3 separate regions of the Mus musculus genome follow, and regions 1 and 2 are each linked to region 3. The links are chromatin contacts, found by POLR2A ChIA-PET in ENCODE. All regions are on one chromosome and are shown on one strand. The core of a region is the stretch at or near the end of the contact, and the rest is flanking DNA. Distances in the headings are between cores, read along the strand shown.

Region 1 (3,834 bases), core at 560-3,059, 100 kb after region 3:
AGCTTTTGATTCAAGGACTGGGAGTACAGATGTGTGTCACCACAAGCCAACTTAAAAGGATATTATTCAAATATAAGAGGCTGTTAGCACTAGTTAGGGAGTTAGAACATTCCAGAGTAGCCCCAGGAACATATCCTTACGTGAAAAGAACAGTGATAGAATGGATTAAACACGAGAGAGCTAAAATAATACAAAGGAAAATATCTGAGCCCTTTTCAAGCAAGTTTTTATGTGCAAATCAACTCACAAAGATTGTTAAAAGGTATTTATACTAAGTACTAAAAGCAAAATACCGAATGCTAATGGCGTCAACAATGGCTTAAGCTATTCCCCACCCCCAGCCCCAGGGAATGTGGGCTAAGGGTCTGGAATTTTTTTAACTCCGAAGAGTCCTCTGTTTAGCATGTCAATCAGGTTTGTATTCTGTTCTTAAAGCCTCTCTCCAGGTTAGCCAGCCTCAAATGGAAATTCTGATAGGGGCCTGTGGGGGTTCAGGGGATAAAAGCACTTGCTCTTTCAGCAAGCTGGATGACCCGAGTTTGATCCCAGAGACACCACAAAGGTGGAAGTTAGGAATCTATTCCCCAAAGTTGTCCTCTGAGCACTCACCTGGTCATGAGTGCGTGCTCAGCTCACACACACACACACACACAAATCTGGAACCAGAATTCTATCTTGGTAATTACTGAGGTTGCTTTGATTCCAGCAAGTCACTCTTGGTTCACCTTGGTTCTTTCAAGTCCTCTGAGGCTAAAACTTCAAGGCCTACAAACCACTTTCCAGACTTTTCTTTTTCGAGACAGGATCTAGCCTGGAACTGGCCATGTAGACCAGGCTGGCCGTAAGCTCATGATTTGGATCTGCCTGCTTCAAAAAGCATGCACCCCCACCCCCACCCCCCCACCTGGTTCCAGACTTTTCGTATAGCTCTTTCTTCTAGTCTTAATTTCTTCTTCTTATGGCCTTTTATTATTACTTGAATACCCACTCCCTTTCTAGTGTCTTTCAAAATACTATTTCTCTCTCCACTCAGTTCTTGGCTCTTGCATTTGTGCTACAGAGGTCACACGGGCTGAATGAGGTTCAACACTTCTCCGACTTTTGGTACAGCACCCTCACATTCAAACCACGTCCTCCGCCCCTCTCCGGGCCACCCAAAGATCTCAAACCAAAGCAGAGCACTGATAAGCCGGGGGCGTTTCACAACAGAGATAAACTGGAAATTCTTTGGCGCTCCGGCATCCTGAGAATGGCTCTGCATCATCTCATAACTTACTTCTTGTTCTCTTAACGCAAGGACAAGGCATAAAGAGAACACTCTACCCCACTTCAAGACCGACAACGACCCTGTCAATCCTTTATTCAAGCCCCATTCACACCACTCCGGAACACGGAATAGCTCTTACAGCAGTTCCTTGGGCAAAATATCTCTTGCCAGTTCGGAGTTTACAGAATGAACGGAAACGTCCTTCGGCCGACTAGGAAATGAAAGAGTTAAAGATCGACAACCTGATGGATTCTGGGGTTTTCCTCCCTCCACGCCACAAATTAAAACGACGAGGAAGGAAGAGTTTGCCCAATGTAAAGATGAAAACGGTTACCTTCAACTGCCAGACTTCTGCCCCAAACAATCATGGCTACCTAATCCCACACGAATGCCGCCTACCTAACTAAAAAGGTCTAGCCGAAGGTTTCACCACTGGTGCCGTCTCCTGCCCAATTCCAAAATGGCGCTGACTGGCCTCACTAAGAGTTTCGAGCTTCCCATGATCCTCACTGGCCTAAAGGTCAGGTGACGCAAGCCTCAGCCGGAAGTTAAGGAATAGGCGCTTCCAGCCCGCGGCGCTTGCGCAGAAGGCTCTAGACGCTGAGAGGTAGGAGGCACTTGGGATCGTCCGCAGGGTTTGGGACAGCTACAGAGGCCGCCACGGAGCCCGCCGGAGCCCCCGTTCCTGCTGGTGCTGCCGCCGCCCGAATCGGAACCGTCGGGCTGCAGCCGCCGGCAATGCCGCGAAGGAAGGTGAGAAATGGCAGAGAAGGGATGGCGGGTTTCTAAGGGGAGTCGATTGAGTAACGTGACGCGGTTGGCCACGCCTCGTCGTGCTTGGGTTCCAACTTTCTGGTCCCCCGAACCTAGCCTAGCTACTCTGTCTCCTCTCGGTACCAGACAGAAAAATGTGGGCCCGACCCTGGCCTCGGCCTATGCCTGTAACTATTCCCGCCCTCTGCTTGCCCGGATCGGAGGCGTTCTTGTTAATTGGTCGCGGAAATGTCTAGAAGCGTATTGATTGGATGGTGACGCCGCCTGTTTGGGCCCAACGGTCACCTCCCCGCGTGCGTGGGCGGTGTCTCGGTCTGGCCCCGGTGCTCTCCGACTGGCTGTGGCGAATGCTCTCCCTTCTCTTTATTGGCCCAGCTTTGCAGTCTGTTCTTGTGGCGGGTGCGGCTTAGCAAGGCCTGGATTGGGGCGACCAACGCCCCGCCCTTCCGGATAGAGATGGCGATAGGTGTTGTAAAGGCGAGTTGGGAAGACCACTTTCCTTTCCTGGTGGGGGGATTACAACAAAGCCGAGGATGGGTGGTTAGAAAGCCAGCGCCCACCCCCAAGGGATAGCTCGCAGGCCTGTTGCGTCTCAGTCACCGTCTTCCACCTATTTGTTCAGTTTGACATTTCCTGGTCAGTAAATGTTTGTTGAACTGTATGACATTTGCCCCATATGTTCAGTCGTAAAATGCAAAGAGCAGTGTTACGTGCTAGTTGCTAGGAATTCGAAAAGTATGCGTGATCACTGGCTTAAAGGGTTATCGCTGTTGAGAGAAGAACACAAAGAACCATAGTTCATACAGTCTCTGCTTGAAATTGTATACACTGTAAGAAAGCCGTTAACGTGGGAAATAAGTAAAGAGCTGATTTTCAGGGTTAAGCCAGGCAGAATTGATAGGTCATGGACGGGTGTCAGGGTCTTTGGCTGAGATGACCCTAAAGTTTGCCTTTTAGTGACATTCTGTGCCTCTATTTACTTGTGGTCAGATTTTTGAATGAAATATTTGGATGGATAGACGGTTGGTATTCATATTTCTGCAGAGATCACTCTTCATGGAAGCTTTCCAAGTTAAATATTTACATTAATGTCTCTTGCAATGACCAGAGTTGACAGGTAGTATTTTTTTAAAAGATTAATTTATGTATTTTATGTATGTGAGTACACTGTAGCTGTACAGATGGTTGTGAGCCTTCATGTGGTTGTTGGGAATTGAATTTTTAGGACCTCTGCTCACTCAGGCCCAAAGATTTATTTATTATTATACATGAGTACATTGTAGCTGAGTTTAGACGCACCAGAAGAGGGCACAGGTGTTTGTGAGCCACCATGTGGTTGCTGGGATTTGAACTCAGAACCCTCGGTAGAGCAGTCAGTGCTCTTAACCTGCTGAGCCATCTCATCAGCTCGACAGGTAGTATTTATATCCAGGCATACCAAATACAAGAGACAGACCTACTGGTTTGTTGGAATGATCTAGTCTCCTTTTAGCAGTTTCCAAATGTAAAAGTGGAGAATGTAAATTCTTCCTGGATGTTATGGTACAAGCCTTTAATTCCAGCACTTGGGAGGTGGATCTCTATAGTTTGAGGTACACATGGCTGATATGCTGGGGTGTCCTGACTCAAAAAGAAGAAGAAAATGTAAGTTCTTGCTGGGTATAGTGATACACACCTGTAGTTCTGGCATCCTGGAGGCTGAGGCAGGAGGCTCATCTTGAGCTTAAGGCAAACCTGGGTTATATAATAAATTCCAGGCCAGCCTGAGCTAAATAGCAAGAACCTATCTCAAA
Region 2 (3,885 bases), core at 308-2,807, 90 kb before region 3:
TGTATTTCCCTGGCCCATCCCGCACCCTGGTCTTTTACATGTGACCCTGTGGCTGAGATCTGGCCAGTGACCTTTAGGTCAAGTGCTTATAGAGTAAGTGTCAAGCATCTTAAGGTAGAGGTGTTCACCCTTTGCTCCTTCTCTGTCCCTCATCCACCCTGCTATCTGGCAAATGTGGACACTAGCCTGGAGATGCTAGCATAAGTGCCACGGAGACGTGGGGGAGTGGCAAGCTGGATGGGGATATGGTCTTTGAGAACCCTAAGCTGCCTGCAGACTTCTGTATGTGAGAAAAAATGAAATTCCCATCATCTTCAACCCTCTGTTTTAGGGTTCCTCTTTTTCCCCCTTCCTGAGACAAGGCCTCATATAGCCCAGGCTGGCCTAGCCCAGGTATATATACCAGAAGCTGCCCTTGGGCTCTTCCCAGTCCTCCTACCTCTATCTCTGAGGGCGAGGGCAAAGGCTATAGGCAGGGGCCCTCATGCCCTCAAGATCTCCATTTCTTGAAGCTGTTGTTGAATCTCGTGTTGAAGCACTTCAGTTTCCAGACTTTGGTCTCCTTATTGGTAGAACTGAAATAACGCCCACACATCCCAACACATCTCAGAAATGTTAGAGACTCCTGGGCAAGAAGGAAACTGCTGCTCTCCCCTTCCATGGCCTCATTTATGGAGGTGGTACAAGTCGCTTTATTTCAGGGAGCCCCAGGGAGCTCAGGATTCTCTGCCCCCCATCTGAAGGACCTCCAGGCCCCAAATTCAGTCCTCACGTGTCTAAGTCCCCATACACATTCTGATGTTGGTGACACACAATCCTCGTTAAGGGCCTGACTGATCCCAGCCAGATGGGATCCTAATTTAATTAAAACCCTTTAATTACCTGCAACAACACTGCTTTGGAAGTCCAGAGGCAGAAGGGGGTTAGTGACAGGAGGGGGCACTGTTGACAGGGCGGAGGAGTGGCTGGCCTTTCAGCCCTGAGGGAGCTGGCATTGCCTCCCATGCCTCCCATTGTGGTGGCCACAGAGAGCCTGGAATAGCCAGCACAGCCAGAACTCTGGCTTGGTCTATAGGGCACAGCTGGGGCATGTCGGGGTGTGGTTTTGCAGAACAGATCCTTGGGAAACAGGGTACCAAGCTCTAAAGCCTGATGCTGTCCGTGTGGGCTCTGAGCCGAGAGCAGGACCTGCACGGTCTGCTTACAGGACCCTGGCCCTTCCCCAGGCCAATCTGGGTAGAAGAAAACATGATTCAGATTCCTTTCTGTTGCTCTGGTTAAAAAAACAGGGGTACCTCTGTACCCACCAAAGGAAAGCAGTGTCTATAAAGGTCTCTCTTCAGTCTCATTGTCTTGGGTGTGGAAGGGGAAAGGGGTCACTTTGGTGGGCTGCAGAGGGGTCTCGTAGCTTAAAGACCCCTCCCTGTAATGGCAGAATGAGTCCAGCCTGGCCAGAGTCTGCCAAGCCCTGGCAAGGACAGACCGAAACCCAGACTCGTGAGCTGGGCTATTTATAGGCCTTGTGGACATCATCCGTTAATACCCCTTCTGTTCTTCCTTGGTACTTATTCACTCAACAAATATTGTTTAATAAAGCCTCTCTAACTTCCAGCTGGTCTCCGCTGGGCCAGGAGACCCAGACAAGAGGCATGGGTTTACACTGGAGCCATCGACTCAGAGGAAGTGTTCTATTGGGGTCAATGAGCTGCCAGGGGCTGGGACAGAAACAGGAGTCTCAAGAGGAAGTGGCTCCAGGGTGTGGGAGCCACAGGCCCCGCCCCCTCCCCACAGTCCCGAATGATAGCCCCAGCACGGGAGCAGCTTGGCTTAGCTTTATGGATGGGGTCTTTTGTTTTGTTTTGTTTTGGTTTTTTTGGTTTTTCGAGACAGGGTTTCTCTGTGTAGCCTTGGCTGTCCTGGAACTCACTTTGTAGACCAGGCTGGTCTCGAACTCAGAAATCTGCCTGCCTCTGCCTCCTGAGTGCTGGGATTAAAGGCGTGCGCTACCACGCCCGGCTTGGATAGGGTCTTTTAATACGTAGGGTCTTTGTATGACATCCTTACTGTCCTCCTATACTGGATACCCCCAAACCTGCTTCCTCTGCCATCCTCTCTTCCCAGCCTCTGCAGAGCCGGATCCTAACTTGGACTGTATGTGCAGTACTGTGTACCTGCTCACTTTGGGACTTTTAGAGAATGTGGGCATCCCCGATGGACTCGGGAGAAAGAGAGAGTGCACACAGGGCACACTGTTGTGGCTCCCTGAGGCAGGCGGTGTGGGGCCACCTCTGAATGGTCTGGGTGGTACTTCCCCAGGACTGTAGTGTGACGCTACCCGAACCCAAGTACCTTGGCCCCTTGAGCTGTGTGTGTGACATCACCCCTATTGTGCCTGATGGTACTCTTTGTGAATACCTTCCTTCTCAGGAGGACAGGAATTGGCTGCTGCACCCCTGCAACCCTACGAAGAGCGAGGGCAACAGAGGAAACACAGTGTTGGCACACGTCCTTCCCATCCTCAGTGGACCGTTGTCTTCTCTAGAATGGTCTTCACAGTTCACTCTTGGGAAATGGTGATGAGGGGCTAGGATCATCAATTGTAAAATAAATAAATCTTCTAGCCCCCAACGGCCATCTTCTTTATTCCAGAAGGCCTAACCCAGGACTCCTTTTGTGGCTTGGGAAAAGAGAAGTCTCCAGGGTGCCAGGGAACCTGAGCTCCCTTCTCCCTGGAGTTAGGGTTAGGCTATGTAGAGTCAGCATATGTCTGAAGGGAGTTGGGTTTGAGTCTTCCTTGCTAGGTGATTTTGGTGTGGTCCCCTGGCCTCTCTGAGAGGGGGTAGTAAGCTCCCCCATCTATGCTCACATGGCGACTGGAAGGATGTGCCCTGCCAATAGTGGCACATGTGGCAGGTTCTGGGTTGTTATCACTCAGTTACCCTCCAACTACCTCCTCCAACTCATAAGCGTCTCACAGGAGGAGGAAGGACTTCTCCTTTACAGGGCACACTGTGTAGCTCTGCAGCTGAGGATCGACTCTGGAGCCAGGCTGCCTGGATTCAAACTCCTCTTCTAACACTTCCTTACTGCAAAGTTGGAGAACAACTTTGTATCTGAATTTCTTTTAGGCAGGGAGGGATTGTTGAGGCAGGGCTTCTTTGTGTAGTCCTAGCTGTCCTGGAACGTGTCGCCTCTGACTTGCCACCTGTTCCAGCTCAGCAGACCAGGCTGGCCTCTAACTCAAGAGATCTGCCTGGCTCTGCCTCCCGAGTGCTGGGATTAGAGGTGTGTGCCACTGCTTCGGGCTTGTATCTGAATTTCTTTATTCATGAAGAGGGAGATGAGATGTTCTTTCTCTCTCAGGTTGCTTTTTAGAATGAGTGAAGCATCAAGAAATGTGTGTAGCATGGATGTAGAATCCAGCCACACACTACAACCATCTCTGATACTGGGTGGGAGGCTTGGAGAATGGCGGTCATGGAATGTGCAAGAAAAAAAATCTTAGGTAGTCGGGCGTGGTGGCACACGCCTTTAATCCCAGCACTCGGGAGGCAGAGGCAGGCGAATTTTTGAGTTCAAGGTCAACCTGGTCTACAGAGTGAGTTCCAGGACAGCCAGGGCTATACAGAGAAACCCTGTCTCGAAAAACAAAACAAAACAAACAAACTAAAAATCTTAGGGAAGGTCAGAAGGTTCCCATGGATTTTTACAAAACACATAAAAACAGGGCCTTTGTTTGTATCCTGTAGCTTCATGGGTCAAGACCCCCACTTCTGCAGGCTCTGGAGAAGCCCCCTCCAGCATGAGCTATATATCCCTCCACACATCTCTGGAGAATGTGGTGGCTAGAGGGGCTTTATTCAGTGAGATAACAGCCAGAGTGCA
Region 3 (3,791 bases), core at 248-2,747:
GTCACTGGAATATTTTTGTAAAGTTCCTCATTTTAATTTTTTGGAACTTGCCAATATGAAAGAATTAGTGCTCAAATTATTTGAAACTAATACTTCTGGACAAGTTGTTCAATTGTTTCTGATTACCCCTGTTTCCATATTGTCACAGAATGTACAACTAAACTGTACAACTAAATGTATAACTAAACTGAAACGCTATGGAAGAACTTACACACACACACACAATGAACCAAAAAGGTCCCACTAAGTAAAAGGGCTGAAATGAAGCTACTGATTGACAGCTTGATTTCTGTTTTGTTGTTACCTCAAGTCTGTGTGTGGCACTTATCCCTTCCTTAGCTACTCTGTAAAGGCAACTCAGAATTTTACTAAAGAGAAATTCCCACCTTAGTTTCTTTTTTAATGGACCTTTTAACAAATCCTTTTTAACAAGACTATCAAAATCCCCTGCCAGAATAACGAGTTGGACTTACTCCTAAACTTAGGGGAAGTTTGTAGTAAGGTTTCAGCATGACGACGGGAGTGGTGGAAAGGGAAGTAATACTAGAAGTAGAAGTAGCAGTTAAGTTTCAAAAAGAAGGGTCAGCGTGGGACACGTTGGCTCTAGGAGGCGTTGGTAGCCTGGGAGTCTCTAGGGCAACACCAGATGCAAATAGTGCTTTGTCCTTAAATCCCTCGCATAATTTAAATTCTCCCTCTCGGATCGGAGCGACAAGCTCACTATTGGGTGGCAAGTCTAGCGAAGAAGGCGGGCTCGTGGTCAAGGGGCTCTTTATCCCGCAGGTCCCTGCAAAACAGCAATGCGCATGCGTCCTGAAGCAGCGACCAGGCACCCGGAGCTCCTTCACATTCGAGCATGCGCAGTTCCCCATCTCGCCGCAGGCGACAGCTCACTATTTGGCAAGGGGGATGGGGTTGGGGATATGATGGTGAGGGAGGCAGGAGGCAGGGGGCGCGTTTGTGTTTCCAGAATGCTTGAGGTAGGAAGAACGGACGGCTGACTAGGCTCTGGCTTCCTCGGGCCAGGAAACCAACATAGGAAATGGGGCAGAGAATAGTACATTAGGAAAAGTGTGTGTTGTGGGGGAGGGTTTAGTCACTTCTCAAGGAAAAACCCCGCACCCCAACAGGCCAACCCCTTCTTCGACTCTTGACACACACATACACACACTCACCTGAGAACGGCGGCGACAGCTGCTGGTCCCTGTCCCCCTGCGCTCGCCTCATACTGCCCGCAACATCCGGGACCTGCGGGACCGCCGATACACAAATACACTCTTGGAGCGCGCACACACATACAAACACATACACACACATACACACACACACATACACACATACACACACACACACCACACACACACACACACCACACACACACACACCACACACACACACACACACACACATACACACACACACACACACACATACACACCGACACACACCGGCCTGGGCGTCCTGTCGTCAGCACGTCGACGCAGCGAGCGCGTACCCGCCGGGCCCCACCCCGCGCGGCCTCCTCCCCCCAGCTTCCCGCCCCGCCCCACCCCGCCTCGCCCCGCCCCGTCCTGCCCCGCCCCACCCCGTCCCGCTCAAGACTCTCCAGCTCCTCCTCTTTTAAGACTCCGCCTACCTTCCCTAGTGCGCAAGCGTCGCGAGGTGGTGCCAGGGCCCGGGAATTTGGGCGGAAGGCGGAGCCAGAGTGGAAAGAGGCGGGAACTCGGAGGGGGTCGCGTGCAGCGCGCAGAAGTTCGCGCTGAGGTGCGAGGCCAGAATGGAGGAAGGAAGCTGAGATCCAGGGACCGGGTGGGTGGAGCAGCAACAGGCATTTCGCAACTGAAACCTAGTTGTGCAGTTTGTGGATTACCGATGACTTAGCTCTTACTTTCTTTTTTAGGCAACTCTCAGCTAAAATACTTTTTAAAGAACTTTTAACATGTGTTTTAGTTTGTTTTATTTTTTGAAATAGGGTCTTGCTCTATAGGATTGGTTGACCTAGCACTCTCTTTGTTGACAGGCTGGCCTTAAATTCATAGAGATCCATGTCCAATAAGCCTAGCCTGCAAATGCTAACATTTATAAGGTACTTTGCTAGAGTACTGTGAGGCACACCTTTAACCCCAGAACTCGGGAGGCAGAGGCAGGAGAAGCTCTGTGAATTTAAGGCCAGCTTGGTCTACTTACTGAGTTCACAGTCAGCTAGAATTACAAGGTGATACCGCGTCTTGAAAACTAAATAAATTAGCATTTGACAACAATAACCAAAGAGCTGTTCTTTCTGGGAAAGGCAGAAGGGGTGTGTGTGTGTGTGTGTGTGTGTGTGAGAGAGAGAGAGAGAGAGAGAGAGAGAGAGAGAGAGAGAGAGAGAGACCCAATGGAGAGGAAGCTGATTCTGTGACAATTCCTTGGCTAAGCCATCCGGGTCCCCAGTCTGTCTCATGTCTTAGCTCCCATGGACCAAAAGTGATTCTGGAGTTGGGTAGAATTGTCTCAGAGCATCTTGGCCCTGGAAGAAAACAGTCATCTTTGTGTTACATTCTTCGATTACCTTAAACTTAAAAGAAAATATTTTATTACTGAATCAAGCTCTCAAAAGCAAAAGCAGACTGCCTCTTGCATACACATATCAAGCACACACCTAGCTCTGAGAGATCAACCCAGTGACCCTGTGGGTCATGAGGTAACAGGGTTGCAGCCTAATTGAGAGCTGCTTCCTGGCACCCTACTGCTTTCCAGGCCTTGGGACAGTCTCCAGGAGACTCTGCTCCTATCTCTTGCCACATGCTCCTTGGCACCCAGTGGCTGGTGAGCCTGTTCAGCAGGGAAGGCTGGCAGCCCAGGAACCAAGCCACTGGGTTTGGAAAGAACCCCGACAGTGCCGGGAGGCTTTCCACTTTCAAGTATAGAAGCAGACCCCGTAATCCCCATATGAAATATCCTAGGAATTATAAGCAAAACCTTCCAAACCCTTGGGGCCTTACACAACCTAGATTCTAGATGAAATTGCTCTTATTGGTTTTTTTTTTCTCTGCTTTATTTTGAGGGTTTGGGGTTTTGAGATGATCTCACACAGTCCAGGCTGACCCCCCCCCCCCCCCACACACACACACACACAGCTCACTACGTAACAGAGGCTGGCTTTGAGCTCCTGATCTTATGCCTCTACCTTCTGAGTACTAAGACTGAAAGGGTGTTCCACTCTGCCCAACCAAAATGGTTTATTTACGAACTGGAGAGCCCAGATTCTCTACTGATGTGGTCCGTGTGCTTGGCTCTAAAGCAGAAAGAGCTCTTGACACCTGAGGCAGATTCTTGAAACTTTTCAATTAGATTTCATTTACTGTCACTATCAACAAACCCTCCTCTCTTGAGCTGAAGCCAGAGAGGTGTTGGCTCCTTGTAAAAATTATGGCTGTCCCGTGGGTAACTCAGTAACCAGTTACAAATCACTAGCCCTTGGTGACACCGTGGCTGTTTAGTTACCTAGTCTCTTGACTTAGGATTTCACAGAGAAGCAGAGAGAGGGGGGGGGGGGGAGAGAGAGAGAGAGAGAGGCTCTTGAGAAAGGAGCATGGGGAAGAGGTGCAGAAAGAGTTGGTTATGGAGAATAGACACATCTGGACATCTGTTTCAGCTTCCTTACAATTGAGACTAATCCTTACAGTTTAGCCAGACTCTACCCAGGATATGGGAGAGGGAGAGGGCTCCTCCGGGTATGGAATATGTGCCAGCAGCTTGTCCAGACCCCAGTCTGAATCCCCAGTGATCTGGAAGGCTATAAGAGGTTC

What was found. ChIA-PET counts read pairs that join two places held with the same protein, here RNA polymerase II (POLR2A).
Region 1: POLR2A ChIA-PET joins it to region 3 with 47 read pairs in embryonic stem cell. The contact joins the promoter of Kat7 here to the promoter of Spop in region 3. POLR2A ChIA-PET finds 5 or more read pairs at or near these places in 4 of 5 experiments (Patski and embryonic stem cell).
Region 2: POLR2A ChIA-PET joins it to region 3 with 36 read pairs in Patski. The contact joins the enhancer-like site here to the promoter of Spop in region 3. POLR2A ChIA-PET finds 5 or more read pairs at or near these places in 3 of 5 experiments (Patski and embryonic stem cell).

What each region holds. Positions count from the first base shown.
Region 1 is chr11:95,308,221-95,312,054 of GRCm38, reverse strand. Kat7 (K(lysine) acetyltransferase 7) reads left to right here and starts at 1,809. Exons shown (of 15, transcript NM_001195003.1): 1 at 1,809-2,020. The coding sequence starts at 2,006. Gm11520 (predicted gene 11520) reads right to left here and starts at 1,639. Exons shown (of 3, transcript NR_155298.1): 1 at 1,602-1,639.
Region 2 is chr11:95,501,630-95,505,514 of GRCm38, reverse strand. No RefSeq gene overlaps it. Among named protein-coding and RNA genes, the nearest start is that of Nxph3, 11 kb to the left of the region's middle. Within about 2 kb of position 1,557, at least 2 of the 3 ENCODE cell types and tissues checked have a DNase peak (open chromatin) inside an H3K27ac peak, as active enhancers do.
Region 3 is chr11:95,411,789-95,415,579 of GRCm38, reverse strand. It overlaps Spop (speckle-type BTB/POZ protein), which reads right to left and starts at 1,497. Exons shown (of 10, transcript NM_001359107.1): 1 at 1,176-1,497.